Linked DNA regions of Homo sapiens: regions 2 and 3 are each linked to region 1. Evidence: chromatin contacts called from ENCODE Hi-C or POLR2A ChIA-PET data. All regions are on one chromosome and are shown on one strand. The core of a region is the stretch at or near the end of the contact, and the rest is flanking DNA. Distances in the headings are between cores, read along the strand shown. Region 1 has its middle 24 kb from the start of MCF2L-AS1. Region 2 holds the start of LAMP1 (lysosomal associated membrane protein 1). Region 3 has its middle 11 kb from the start of MIR8075.

Region 1 (4,699 bases), core at 1,839-4,338:
TGAATTCATTCAAAAGGAAGTCCTAAGACAACAAGGAGTGTTAGGTGTCAGTTTCACCACCTAAGAGGAAAACAATGACCTTGAGGAAACCTCATCTGTGACACCCATTTTCATCACAGCAAAATCTCAAGGGGGCTGGATCAGCAGACACAGAACTCTAAGTCCCTCTGAGCCCTCTGGAATACAACCCTGACTTGTCTTTGTAGTTCCCACTTCCAGCCCATTTGTACAATGTTTAATTTCCTATAGTAAGGCATGTACTTCAATATAGGTTTTAAAAATTAAACAAAGCAATACGTTTACCACAAGGTATCTAGCTACTGATTATCTCATGTGGGTCACAACCACATGTGTTTTATTTATTTAGGGATTAAAGTTACTATAGTTTTTTTTTTTTTATCAGAAAGGGAGAAACATTATCTTTAGTCATATGTATTTCTTGGAGGATCTTGGATAGTTTTAGTCAGAATACTTTGGCAGGGTGGCAAAATGATGCTTCCTACATAAATTTTGACATTTCAAATAAAAAGATGATAAAGTGAAAAGTGATTTAAAAATTTTAGCATGAGTTATCAAAAGCTCTAGAATTTCAACAAATACAAATGGAAGAGAGTTTAAAATTTCAAAGACAAATATTCTCAAAACATGATACCCCAGAAGAGCCCGGGCTGGCGTGCTGATGAGCTCAGGTTTCCGGTCTGAACACGCAGCAGCTCCTCACCTGTCTGAAGCCACATGGAAGCCACAGGGACAGTCCCAAAGAGAATAAGAAAATTAGAAGAATAAAGTACACGGCACAAACCCATCTCTCCATGGGCCCCTCCTCATCAATTCACCATCTACATGTTACTTTTGTACATCTATGATGAATGTCAGTGCCAACCCAATTATTGCTTTTGACAACCACACTTACTGAAGGTACAGACTGTGCCAGGCACACTTTATCATTCTCCCACTAGACAGAACCGCCATGATGCAAGATGCCATCCCATTTCGCAGACCAGGGCATGAGGCCATGTGAGCATCCAGGCTTGTCTCCCACTCACTGTGTCTTCCTGCTCAGCAGGGCAGGAACTGCTGCTCAAGGTCAAAAAGGCATCCCAGAAGAATGGTGCCATCACTGCAAAGCAGTGACTACTTTAAACAAATCTCATAAAAAAAGATCCCAAAGATAGTGAATCAAAATCATTTCTTTATATAATAAGCACTTTAAAAAACATTAATAGACTTTATATTTTAGAGCAGTTTTGGGTTTTACAGAAAAATTGGGCAGAAAGTACAGGGAGTCCTCGTATACTCCCCCTCTGCCCCACTTCCTTCCACAGTTATTATAACTTCTTGCATTGGTGGCCCATACATTACAATTTGATACATCATTACTAACTAAAGCATATCGTTTACTTGAGGGTTCATGCTTCCTGTTATGCAGTTTTAGGTCTTGAGAAGTGCATAATGTCATGGATCATGCAGAATAGTTGCACTGCCCTAAAACTCCCCTGTGTGATAAACACTTTTTAAAATCAAAAAGGCAATGGAACATTCTGTATGACACTGCAATGGTAGATATGTATATAGAGCACCAAGACTGAGCCTAAACAGCAGCTCCAGGCAGGACCCCACTCCCTTCAGGGCCCACCCTGCACCATCTTCCTCAAATGTTTTATACAAAAAAAAAAAAAAAATAGTGGTGCCTAATTGGCATTGCATCGATTTTCTTAAGAGCCAGGACTAACACAAAGTGATTTCAAAGCTTCCATTAGGACACCATGAACACTGGGCCCACGGTGGTGGCATCAGGCAGACCTTGCTCCCTTCTGCACAGAGCTTGCAGAGAAAGCCCAGGCAAGTAGGGTGGAGGGCCTTCCCTAAGAGGCTGGCTCTTTCAGAAGTTCAGGTTTGGCCGGGCGCGGTGGCTCACGCCTGTAATCCCAGCACTTTGGGAGGCCGAGGCGGGCGGATCACGAGGTCAGGAGATCGAGACCATCCTGGCTAACACAGTGAAACCCCATCTCTACTAAAAATACAAAAAATTAGCCGTGAGCCGAGGTTGCGCCACTGCACTCCAGCCTGGGCGACAGAGCGAGACTCCGTCTCAAAAAAAAAAAAAAAAAAAAGTTCAGGTTTAGCGGGACAGGACTGACAGATTGACAGCTCTTCTGCGGCTTAGCACTGGTGGTGCATAGCATTCCTGGAACGCATACTAGGAACGCGACCCTTGAGCAGGCGGCATCCCCCAACTCCACAGAGAGACCCAGGTGTTCACCCAGGCCAGATGGAGCAGTAACAACGTCTGTGCTGCCCCGAGACACCAGAGCACACATACGCTGTAGGGATTGGCCCAGTCTGCGAACCCCACTCATGACGGGGCCAGAGCAATGGATTCCCAGTAAATGAGGGTCATGAGCTTGCTCTTCACCCGGGACCCTCCCTTCATGGCCCGGGACCCTCCCCTCACAGCCCAGGACCCTCCTCTCACGGCCCGGGACTCTCCCCTCACAGCCCAGGAGCCTCCCTTCATAGTCCAGGACCCTCCCTTCACGGCCTAGGATCTTCCCCTCCCCTCACGGCCCGGGACCCTTCCCTCATGGTCCGGAACCCTTCCCTCAGCCAAGACGCTCCCCCCACAGCCAGGGACCCTCCCCTCACGGCCTAGGATCCTCCCCTCCCCTCAAGGCCCGGGACCCTCCCCTCACCCGGGACCCTCCCCTCACGGCCCGGGACCCTCTCTGCGCCCCTGGCCCGCAGGGCTCAGCTCCTCAATGCTGGTCTGAGAGGCCCGAGAGCGTCTCCCTCTCAGTTCTCAGTTCTCGGGGCCGCGCTGTCCCCGCTGCCACCGAGATCCCCTCACCCCGCCTACTACGCCTCCCGCCAGGTCCTTCCGGTCCGCCTGAAGTCTGTGGAGGCTTCCAGAAAATGCTCCCAGATCTCCGCCGGCCCGAGCCGAGCCACCGCAGGCTGCTCGGGCTCCCGGCGGTGTGGTCCCTCCAGGAGGGAACTGCGAGCGCTCCCGCCTTCCCCGTCTGTCCCCGGGTAAGGGACTGGCCGGCAGGTCCCGCCCCCCGCGCCTCCTCTGCGCCTGGGCGCCTGCACGGGGCCTCCTCCTTGAAAGGCGCGGAGTCTCGGCTCTGGCTGCGGTGCTGCAGGCGCAGCCTCCCTGGAAGGCACCGCGCCGGGAAGAGCGGCCCGTCTCTCAAAGCCCGGGCCGCCGCGCCCCGGCCCCTGCAACCAAGGCGGCGCCTCTCCCGGGCGCCGGCGCCCTCCGTTGGGCGTTCACGCCTGCGGCGCGGAGCCGGGGACCGGGAGCTGGGAGCCGCCGCCCTCCCCGCGCCTGGGCTCTGCGGCCGGGGGCCCTAGAGCTCGACCGCGACCCCCCAACCACAGCCTCGGGAGTGGGGCGCACAGCGTCGGGACTCAGCACAGGCGCCGCGGGCACAGGCGTGGCCGCCCCACCTGTGCCAGTGGGAAACATGGTGAGGACAGAAGTCCACTGAGGGCTGTCACCTGCGATCCTTTAAGTCACACCTGCTGAGCCCTAGGCTGGATGCTCCTCGCAGCTGTTTCTGACAGCCTTCACCTCAAAGTTTACCAGGTTTTTGCTAGAAATCTCTCAGGCCTCTCTGAGCGCCTTCCTGGCTCTGCATTTCCATTTCTTCCAAATGGCATTCCAAAATGTCCCCATTATCTTCACACACCATATCCTTTGGACACATGTCAATCCTAAATACAGAAGGAAAAATGGAACAGCAGCTCACGAGGGTGCTGTCCCACCTTTCCTGCCCAACAGCACCCTCTGCTGGCATGTGGGGATGGTGCGGAGAAGGACTTAGTAGGACATGGCCACGCCTACCAGGTGGGTGGAGAGAATGTTAAGTCACCCACAATAGGGGAGCAGAACCACATCAAGAGATGTCCCTGCCTGCACCCGCTGCACATTCCTGCAGGCAAAACTTGGTTACCTGCATCTGAACTCATTCACTTCGTTTTACACGTAACTAGACAGAGTTTTTTTACTAATTTAAAACTAGACTAGATTTTCTTAGAATAAATTATTGTGTAAATCAGACAGGTGGACTGTAGGGTCCAGCCCCACAGGGTCAGTGGGTTTTCTCCCCGTGTGTGGAGACGAGAGAGTGTAGAAATAAAGACACAAGACAAAGAGATAAAAGAAAAGACAGCTGGGCCTGGGGGACCACTACCACCAAGACACGGAGACTGGTAGTGGCCCCGAATGCCAGGCTGCACTGATATTTATTGGATACAAGACAAAGGGACAGGGTAAGGAGTGTGAGCCATCTCCAATGATAGGTAAGGTCATGTGGGTCACATGTCTACCAGACAGGGGGCCCTTCCCTGCCTGGCAGCCGAGGCAGAGAGAGGAGAGAGAGAGACAGCTTACGCCATTATTTCTGCTTATCAGAGACTTTTAGTACTTTCACTAATTTGCTACTGCTATCTAAAAGGGAAAGCCAGGTGTACAGGATGGAACATGAAGCGTGACCACTGAAGCACAGCATCACAGGGAGACGGTTAGGCCTCCAGATAACTGCGGGTGGGCCTGACAGACCCTCCACAAGAGGTGGAGGAGTAGAGTCTTCTCTAAAATCCCCCCAGGGAAAAGGAGACTCCCTTTCCCGGTCTGCTAAGTAGTGGGTGTTTTTCCTTGACACTGACGCTACCGCTAGACCATGGTCCGCTTGGC
Region 2 (4,699 bases), core at 584-3,083, 350 kb before region 1:
GCTTCCCGGGTTCAAGCAATTCTTCTGCCTCAGCCTACCAAGTAGCTGGGATTACAGGCGTGCGCCACCATGCCCAGCTAATTTTTGTATTTTTGTAGAGACCGGGTTTCGCCATATTGGCCAGGCTGGTCTCGAACTCCTGACGCCATGATCCATCTGCCTCGGCCACCCAAAGTGTTGGGATTAAAGGCGTGAGCCACTGCTCCCGGCCTGAAGTGAGTTTTTAAAACATGAAACAAAACATCAAAGTTATGAGGCTTGTGAGCATCTGTAACAAAGAACAATGCAGTTGCTGTGACATGACAAAACTTGTTTCTGCAACTCCTTTCATTAACTACACCTGACCCTGTCGCAGGAGCTGAGCAAGGCTTCAGGCTTACTATTGGAATAAGTTCATCTCTGTGGCTATTCAGGCAGTTCAAAGAATTCATTTTACACAACAGGCAAAACAAAAAAGGGAAGCCAAGATCCATTCACTCACAGTAACAGAGTTTTACAGCTGGATGGGACTGAGGGATTTAAAGAAGTCAAGGCAGATGTGTACAGGAGTGTATTTCTATATCTACTTAACTCACACACACTCCCCCAGCTTGATTCTACATCACCTTTCAGATCCTGGCATTTAAGATAATCTTCTCATATTACGGGGGAGGGCGGCGGGGGGAGGAGGTGAAAGAATAGTGTTGGCGGGGGGCAATCCGGACTGTCTTAAAGAGACAGCACACATCCTCTTATTAAGACAATAAATGAGAACGAAATTCACTAGTCAATACAATATTGAGCACCTACTGCCCATCTGAGCTCTATAAACTGACAGAAGAGAAGGGTGCTTCCCCACGTGTTCCCTGGTCCCGCATTTCGGCCTACAGGAACGGCGCTCTTTAAACTACTTACTAGACATGAACATTGCCACCGTGAGTCTGAGGCCAGCTTTCCCTCATCTTGTCTACTACGGAATCTTGTGAAATCCCAAAGATAACTTTAAAAATTATTTTAACATACATGTGAATTCACAATAACATAAATACACTCGCATCTCCTCCACACCGCTGAAAGAGGAGAAAGGTTCAAGTACAAAGGTGGGGAATGCTCGCACCGGCTTCTCCCTGTCCTGGGTGAAATCCATGTTGGGAAGAGCTTGATCTAGGTCACCCACCCGGGAGCTGAGACCACAGACGTCCCTGCCACCTTCGGCGGCGCAGCCTCGTCTAGATCTCACCGCCTCAACTTGCCAGGAAACTTAACGACCTGAAAGCACCAGACCGCCGAGCAAGCCATCGGAAGTTCCCTTTCGCACTCACCACCACAGAAAAACTGAGTTCAGTGAGACAGACCTTAGAGGAGCCAGGTCCTGGGATGAGACCTCCTGGTCCCCCAAGCACCTGCCATTGAGCTCCGCTCCGACCCTACGACCCCGAGAGAAACACCCGCCCGCGGGCAGAGCCGGCCGGGACCAGGAGCAGTGGGTGCGGGGCGACCCGCGGGACAACGACCCGGCAGTCCCCCGCCCTCAAGACCCAGGGACCTCGGCTCCGCCCGGTCCCGCCGCTCCCAGGCCCCGCCTCGACCCCCTCACCGAGCAGCAGCAACAGCAGTAGCAGCAGCAGGGGTCGCCGGGCGCTGCCGGGGGCCGCCATGGCGCGAGGCGGCCGGGTACGGTGCGGGGAGCGGGGGCGCGGGCGGCGGTTGGGCCGCGGACTGCCGGGCGCTGCGGTGGCGGGGCGCGGGCGCCAAGGGCTGGCGTTAGAGACAGCGGCGTTACCAGACGCAAGAGGCCCGGCCACTGCGACGCCGGCACGAAGAAGACACCGCGGCCGGCAGCGCTTGTCACGTGAGCTGCGCCGCGCCCGGGCGTCACGTGATCCCGCGGGTCTCGCGAGAGCGCGCGCGTCGAGCGCCGGCGGCTCGGCTCCCCGCAGGTGCGGCAGCTTCCAGCACCGCGCGCCCCCTCACGCGTGATGCAGGCCGACACGTGACCCGCAGCGGCACGTGACCCGCAGCGGCACGTGACCCTGGACCCACGTGACCCGGCCTGGTCCGGGGGACTGGGGCCGAGCCGAGGTCCTGAAACGGGAAGTGGGCTGGGTTCGCGGAAAAGGAAGAGGAAGAGTAGTGGCGGGAGAAAGTGAGGAAAGAGGAAGCCCGCGAGGGGAGAAAGGGCAGACGGATCGCGGACGCCCAGGCCTCCCTTCAGCCTGCGAGGCGTCCCAAACGCGGGCTCTTTATGGACAGGAGGGTGGTGTGGGTGGCAGCGCGGGTGACCGGCCGGGTGCGCGGCCAGGGATGGGCGAAGGGTTTGTCTTTTGGTGAGTGGGAAGCAAGTTCCTCACACAGGGAGGCCACTGTGCCCAAACTCTTGAGTGGTTTTAGGAAGGAAATAAGGGATCTGAAATGGGTCAGTGCGGCCTTCCGCTCGTTAATCGCGGGCTGAGGGAAGACGGCACCAGGCTGCCCAAGGTGAAGGTGAAGGTGCGATGGCGATACTCTTTGGCTTACAGAAAGTTCCTGTCGAGCACTTTGTTTTTTTTTTTGAGACGGAGTCTCGCTCTGTCGCCCAGGCTGGAGTGCAGTGGCGCGATCTCGGCTCGCTGTAACCTCCGCCTCCCGGGTTCAAGCGATTCTCTTGCCTCAGCCTCCCAAGTAGCTGGGATTACAGGCGTGCGCCACCACGCCCGGCTGATTTTGTATGTTGAGTAGAGACGGGGTTTCACCAGTTGGCCAGGCTGGTCTCGAACTCCTGACCTCAAGCAATCCACCCGCCTCGGCCTCCCAAAGTGCTGAGATTACAGCCCTGAGCCACGGCGCCTGGCTCCTGCATTTTAGAAGTCTGAAGATGCTCTGTTTTTTGGCTTGTCATCATATAGGATTTATGGCCTTTTGTTAAAATACTATTTAATTAAGGCCCCTACGCTACTGCTTTGTATAAAGCACCCGTCGCATAAGTACCTACATCTTAGAAAAAGATTTAATCTTACATTTCAAAAGGCATCATAGCAACGGGGACTGGATGTGCACCTAGTTAATAGAGACAGCACTCAGCCAGATAAAGACAGGACCAGGCACTCACTATCAGTCCTCACCAGAGGACTGTGACCTTAAAAAGGGCGGGATTTGACCAATTCAACACTGGCATTTTGATAGACCCCACCTTGCTGTCACTTGTGCTTAGCACCCTGCATCTGCTGCCTAAGGATCTGCTCACATCAAGGACTTCCTTGGAAGACAATGACTTCTGTCTGGATCAGGCTGGAATACACTCCTTGTTCCCGTCATTGCTTTCCTTGGATTGATCCATTAACCCCTTTTCCTATCCTCTTTCTCTTGATGTCCAATGTTACTTTGTTTGATGGGGAATGTTTAAACCATAGCGTTTGTATTTTAAGTACACTATGATGTATAGTTTGCAGTATTGACTGACACGTGGACTGGCTTGAGCCTTTGCCCATGGCTCTACCAAGTTAACAAGTAGTACTGAAGGGAATTGTCTCGAGGCAACTCCTCGTAGCTCGTGGCTTTTATAATTGAAATAGCATCAATATATTCCCACCCTGTGGAAAGACATAAACGTGTGTGGACCTGGTTATGTCTGACCTTGTGCTGTTCACAACATGCCTTGAGAGAGAAATACTTCTGAACTGAGGCCTCTCACACGATGGGTACAGCAAGTGCTAATAAACTTCTGCTTGTTTCTCCTGTTGCTCTGAATTTTGTTTTCAGGAGAATGTCTCAACTAATAAAGAGAGAAAGAAGAGAAATTATATTTTCTCCCCTGCAGTGGAATGAGACAATTACGCGAAACTCTGGAGGTTTAAATTCGGGGACTCCTCTGATCCACTGCTTCTTAAGGAGGCTAGAAGTAGGGTTTAGAAAGTAGGAGAGGTGTTTGAACAAGCATACTGAATATTACAGTTTTATGGTGCAAAACAAAAACCTGCTTAACAATGCAAAAATAGAATCTAATGCTGGACAAAATCTTGGTTGAAGGAGGTTCAGAGATGACATGATTCCCACACTGTGTCCTAAAGTGTGTATCAGAACGGAGGGAGGGCATTTATCAAAAAAAGGCTCAGAAACACTCATCTAGTCCAAACCATACATATCTGTTCTTTCCTTTCCTGCTGCTGCCCCATGCTCTGGCCATACTCATCTATTTACTTCACCTGTCTCCACTTTTTTGTGGTTACAATTATTTAGACAAAGTGATGCCCTACTCCCTCCCTCCCTTCTTTTCTTTTCTTTTTTTCTTCTTTTTCTGATTCTTTCCTTTTTCTTTTCTTCCCCCTTCTTTCTTTTTTGTTTTGTTTTGTTTTGTGACAGGATTTCTCTCTGTCTCCCAGGCTGGAGTGCAGTGTTGGAATCAAGGCTCACTGCAGCCTCAAGCGGCCTTCCCACCTCAGCGTCCTAAGTAGATGGGACTACCGGTGCACACCATCACACCTGGCCAATTTTTAAAAAATTGGCTGGGATCACAGGCATGCACCACCATGCCAAGCTAATTTTTGTGTTTTTAGTAGAGACAGGGTTTCACTATGTTGTCCAGGCTGTTGAACTCCTGACCTCAAGTGATCCACCCTCCTTGGCTTCCCAAAGTGCTGGGAATACAGGCATGAGCCACCGCGCCTGACCTTTTTTTTTTTTTTTTTCACATTTTATAGCTTTTCTTTGTTTTTTAAGTTAGGAATTCAGTGTGGAATATATT
Region 3 (4,699 bases), core at 614-3,113, 330 kb before region 1:
GGTACCTGTAGCCCAGCTACTCGGGATGCTGAGGCAGGAGAATTGCTTGAACCCAGGAGACAGAGGCTGCAGTGAGCCAAGATCACATGACTGCACTCCAGACTGGTGGCAGAGCAAGACTCCATCTGAAAAAAAAAAAAAAAAAGAATTTCCTGTCTGCCTTTTGTAAAACAAACATAAAATTCAAAGCCCCCTCAGACCATCTGAATGGACCGCTGTATCAGGGAGGGCATTTCCAAGGCTAACCTGAAGGGCTGGCTCCGGCCATGATGGGGGCAGGGGTCAGACATGACTCATGATACCGCCTTTTGGAATTATTGATAGAACAGACTCTTTAAGCCTCATGAGAATCTGTTCCCTCTGAAGCCTGCCACCTGGAGGCTGCATCTGCATGGTGAAAGTTTGGTCTCCACAGCCCCTTATTATAACCCAGACATTCCTTTCTGTTGATTCCAGGTCTTTAGATAATAACTCTTTCAACCAATTGCCAATCAGAAACATTTTAGATCTACCTATAACCTGGAAGCCTCCCACAGCCCCTGTTCCAGACCAAACTAACGTACATCTTACATGTATTTGATTGATGTCTCATGTCTCCCTAAAAATAAATTAGTCTGTGTCCTGACCACCCTGGGCACATGTTCTCAGGACCTCCTGAGGCTGCGTCATGAGCCATTGGTCACTCATACTTGGCTCAGAATAAATCTCTTCAAATATTTCACAGTTTGACTCTTTGTCAACACTTTGGATTGAGTGTTCTTTCAAATTATACTTTGTCTCCTCTGTTGGCTTGTTCTTTCTCTCTTTGCCTCTCTCTCTGGTATTGTTAGTGGCTGCCCCAGGGTTACCACACACATCTCTGGCTCATCACACTCACTAGACCATCTCCCCTTTCCCCCAGGGCTGTCACACACATCTCTGGCTCATCACACTCACTAGACCATCTCCCCTTTCCCCCAGGGCTGTCACACGCATCTCTAGCTCATCACACTCACCAGACCATTTCTTTCCCCATTCTTTGTGTCGTGTCATTCGTTTTACTTCTACATATGGTATTAATGCCAACATATATTATTTTTGCTTTCAACAGTTGTTTTTAAAGAAAATAATGATTGTGTAGCTAATTTGTGTGAGTGTCTACCCAAATGCTTGCAAGTGCGGGCGCTCCCCAGGCCTTCGGCAGACCCTGGCTTCTATCTGGCTTTGCTTTCCAGCAGCTGAAGCTCCTTCCTCCTGCACTTCTCCTACTAGAGGTCTCTGTCTGAAAAGGCATACTTTGCCTCCATTCAGAAATGTATGTTCACTGAATACAGACTTCCCAGCTGACAGTGTTTGCTTCAGCTCTTCACTAATGTTTCTGAAGATAAGCCACTTAGATTTGTATGGAACTGGGTTTTCCTGATGAAGAGGCACTGTGCTTGTGCGTGACTGTGACTCATTCCTCTTTGCTGGTGTGTAGTACGTGTCCTAAGCAGCTTTGTGTGTGTTCACTTGGAACCACCCCATGAGGTAAGTAGGATTATTATCTCCACTTATAAGAAAACCAAGGTTTAAAGAATTGCAGGAATTTGCTCAGGGGCACCTGGAGAGTGACAGATGGAGGACCTGGCAGAGGGGGGACCTGGCCAGTGTTAAAGCTTCTCTGCTGATCCCAGTGCCTTGAAGGTGCTGTTCATTCTGTGAAGAGTGGACTCCTGGCAGGCGTCCACTTCTCAGTACAATGCTCCCTCAACTTGTGCTGCAGTTGGCCTTGGTTCCTCCATCACGGACCACAGAAAGCCTTACCTCTGCTCGGCTGTCCGCCCCTCGGCTTCCTTAGGACCTCTGCCGGGGGAGCACACTGCGCGGGGATGTGGTTTCCCTGTTCTGTTCCCTGGGAGGAGCACGCTGCGCGGGGATGTGGTTTCCCCTGCTGTTTGGGAAACCTGCCCGCAGTTATTTCTCCTTTCCGTATGCTCAGATTCTCCCCTTTTCTCTCTTGCTTGCTCAGTTTGATGCTTGCTCAATTCTCATTACCCGAGAGCAGCTCTCCCTGGCCTCTGCCTTGCCTCCAGCTACATCTCGCCGCACCCACTACCCGTCGGGCCCAGCACACAAACTGAATGGCCCGAGATGCCACCGTGATGGTCTGTTTCTGATTCTCACCATACCTTAAAACTCCCTTCTTTTGTTCTGTCACACTCGTACTTCTCCCCATTCTTATCTTGCTGGTCTTTGTTCCTTCCACTGGCCCTGCTTCATTCACTCCTCAGTGTTTACTGAGCACTGTGCACCAGATGCTATAGACTTGGGGACAGGCTTGTGCCTAAAAACACGACTTCAGAAGCCTGACGAATGGGGGCCCAGATCACAACACACGTGCTTGAGCTTGAGACCTGTCTTAAAGAAAAAAAATTGACAACTCTCTGAGGCACTAGTTCAATTTTTTTCTTGACGGCATCTAGCGCTGTTGCCCAGGCTGGAGTGCAGTGGTGCCATCATGGCTCACTGCAGCCTTGACTTCCTGGGCTCAAGCAATCCTCCCACCTCTGCCTTCTGAGCAGCCAGGAGTATAGGCATGTGCCACCACACCTGGCTAATTTTTATATTTTTTTGTAGAGATGGGTTTTCACTATGTTGCCCAGGCTGGTCTTGAGCTCCTAGGCTCAAACAATCTGCCCACCTTGGCCTCCCAAAGGGCTGGGATTATAGGCTTGAGCCACCGCGCCCCACTGGTGTGTAATTTTAATCCTAACATCATTTGCCTGATGTGCAGGAAGTCAGTACACTGAGACACTGGGGATTGCAGCAGAGACGGAGCTTAACACCCAGAGGGGAACTGAACAAGAGACAGAGGAAGCCTTGAACGCGCCTCTCAGAGGAGTTTGGGGCTGGGGATTTTAAGGGTTTCGGAGTGGCCGAGGTGTGGGAGTTGCTGATGGGTTGAAGAGTGCAGGCTAAAATCATGGGATGGGGGGATGAAGAACCTGCATTCTCATGCCGCCTCAGCGCCCTGTGGGAGCCTTTGACTGGTTGATGTCAGCTGTTCTGCTGGAATTGAGGATCTGAAAAACATATTAAGCAATGTTTAAAGCCTTATGGTTCTAACGTCAGTGGTCCTATCTATGAGAATAATGGGGGTGCAAATGATCAGTATCCAGGGCTACAAGACTTCCAGTTACAAGGAAGTGGGCCAAAGTGCAGCCTGATTCATGCTTAGTTATGACTCCATTTCTGCCCAGAACCCGGCGTGTAATTCCTGCTAACCCATTGAGGACAGTTTGAGGTTCAAGAAGATATTCTAGAAATAAAATAAAAACAATTTTTTATTAAAAAGAAAAATAAGAAATAATATAAAAACATAAAACAATCTTTTATTAAAAAGAAAACCAAGAAACAATAATCTGATAATAGAGGCCACCAAGAGAAAAGCTAACCAGAAACAAAGATGGACAGTGAACTATGAGTGGGGAGGGGTGAGGCCAGCCCTTCTTCTCATTAGACCTTCCAGTTGGTTTACTTAGAAAGATTAGTGCTAAGGAAAGTGACAGCAAAGAAGTTGAAGGGGAAGAGGCAATGTAGAATGTCAAAAAAGAACACTTCCTGGAACAGAAGTCCGGAGTCTTCCAGTCTGAAGGCTCAGTGGGTGGCTGGCAGAGGCCAAATGAAAGTGGACACACACCGAGACACTCTTGTGAGATACCAAAAGTCCAGGAACAGAAGATTCCAAAAGTGACATGAAAGAACTACAGGTTAGTTAACAAAATGGCATCAGACTTTAGAGCTAGAAAATAGAAGACTATGGCAGTGCAATCCCTTCAAAGTTCTGAGGGAAAGTGATTTTGAGCCTAGAGTTTTTATGTAGACCAACAATCAAACACAAGTGTAAAATAAAAACAGTCCAGCCAGGATTCAGGAAATTTGTCTCCCAGGCATTCTTTCTGAGAAGATCATTTAAGAATCTACCTAATGAGGCCCGGCACAGTGGCTCACGCCTATAATCAGCACTTTGGGAGGCCGAGGTGGGTGGATCACCTGAGGTCAGAAGTTCGAGACCAGCCTGGCTTTTTCTCTACTGAAAATACAAAAATTAGCTGGGCGTGGTGGCGTGTGCCTGTAATCCCAGCTACTCAGGAGGCTGAGGCAGGTTAGGAGTTTGAGACCAGCCTGGCTAAATGGCAACACCCCATGTCTACTGAAAATACAAAAATTAGCTGGGCGTGGTGGTGTACCTGTAATCCCAGTTACTTGGGAAGCTGAGGCAGGAGAATCGCTTGAACCCAAGAAGCAGAGATTGTAGTGAGCTGAGATCGTGCCACTGCACTCTCCAGCCTGGGCAACAGAGTGAGACTGTCTCAAAAAAAAAAAAAAAAAAAGAATCTACTTAATAAAACCAGAAGACAAGAAAAAGAGAAGACTGAGATCCAAGGAGTGGAACTACACAGGAATGCAGAGAAAATGGGTTCCAGGATCACAGCTATGCAGGGGCTCAAAAGCCAAATGATGTGGCCGGAAGTAGGGGTGCATCGAATTGTGCCTGGGAATGGCCAGGGCACTCTACTCTGGCCTGGGAAACACAGTGAGACCTCGTCTCTTAAAAAAAAAGAGGCAAATGATTCATTGTATTATTATTATTATTTGTATTTTTAGTAGAGATGGGGTTTAACTATGTTAGCCAGGATGGTCTCAATCTCCTGACCTCATGATCCGCCTGCCTCGG

The links. A loop is a pair of places that touch in the nucleus more often than their neighbours do. ChIA-PET counts read pairs that join two places held with the same protein, here RNA polymerase II (POLR2A). Pooled maps may share reads with other maps.
Region 2: a loop to region 1 is called in a map of mammary epithelial cell, with 10 times the contacts of the local background. The contact joins the promoter of LAMP1 here to the enhancer-like site in region 1. A Hi-C loop is called at or near these places in 4 of 168 maps with a recorded cell type or tissue (CD4-positive, alpha-beta T cell, CD4-positive, alpha-beta memory T cell, mammary epithelial cell and 1 more), 8 of 37 single-sample maps with no recorded cell type and 20 of 50 pooled maps. POLR2A ChIA-PET finds 5 or more read pairs at or near these places in 1 of 52 experiments (BJ).
Region 3: a map of naive thymus-derived CD4-positive, alpha-beta T cell shows a loop between it and region 1 (13-fold over the local background). The contact joins two enhancer-like sites. A Hi-C loop is called at or near these places in 1 of 168 maps with a recorded cell type or tissue (naive thymus-derived CD4-positive, alpha-beta T cell), 1 of 37 single-sample maps with no recorded cell type and 10 of 50 pooled maps.

The regions. Positions count from the first base shown.
Region 1 is chr13:112,941,985-112,946,683 of GRCh38, reverse strand. It overlaps a transcript of MCF2L not described here. Among named protein-coding and RNA genes, the nearest start is that of MCF2L-AS1, 24 kb to the left of the region's middle. RefSeq lists a silencer at 2,993-3,172. Within about 2 kb of position 3,088, at least 16 of the 41 ENCODE cell types and tissues checked have a DNase peak (open chromatin) inside an H3K27ac peak, as active enhancers do.
Region 2 is chr13:113,294,373-113,299,071 of GRCh38, reverse strand. LAMP1 (lysosomal associated membrane protein 1) reads right to left here and starts at 1,833. Exons shown (of 9, transcript NM_005561.4): 1 at 1,577-1,833. The coding sequence starts at 1,637. RefSeq lists an enhancer at 1,013-1,192 and a silencer at 1,423-1,702.
Region 3 is chr13:113,271,160-113,275,858 of GRCh38, reverse strand. No RefSeq gene overlaps it. Among named protein-coding and RNA genes, the nearest start is that of MIR8075, 11 kb to the right of the region's middle. RefSeq lists enhancers at 131-425, 1,378-1,877. Within about 2 kb of position 1,863, at least 6 of the 41 ENCODE cell types and tissues checked have a DNase peak (open chromatin) inside an H3K27ac peak, as active enhancers do.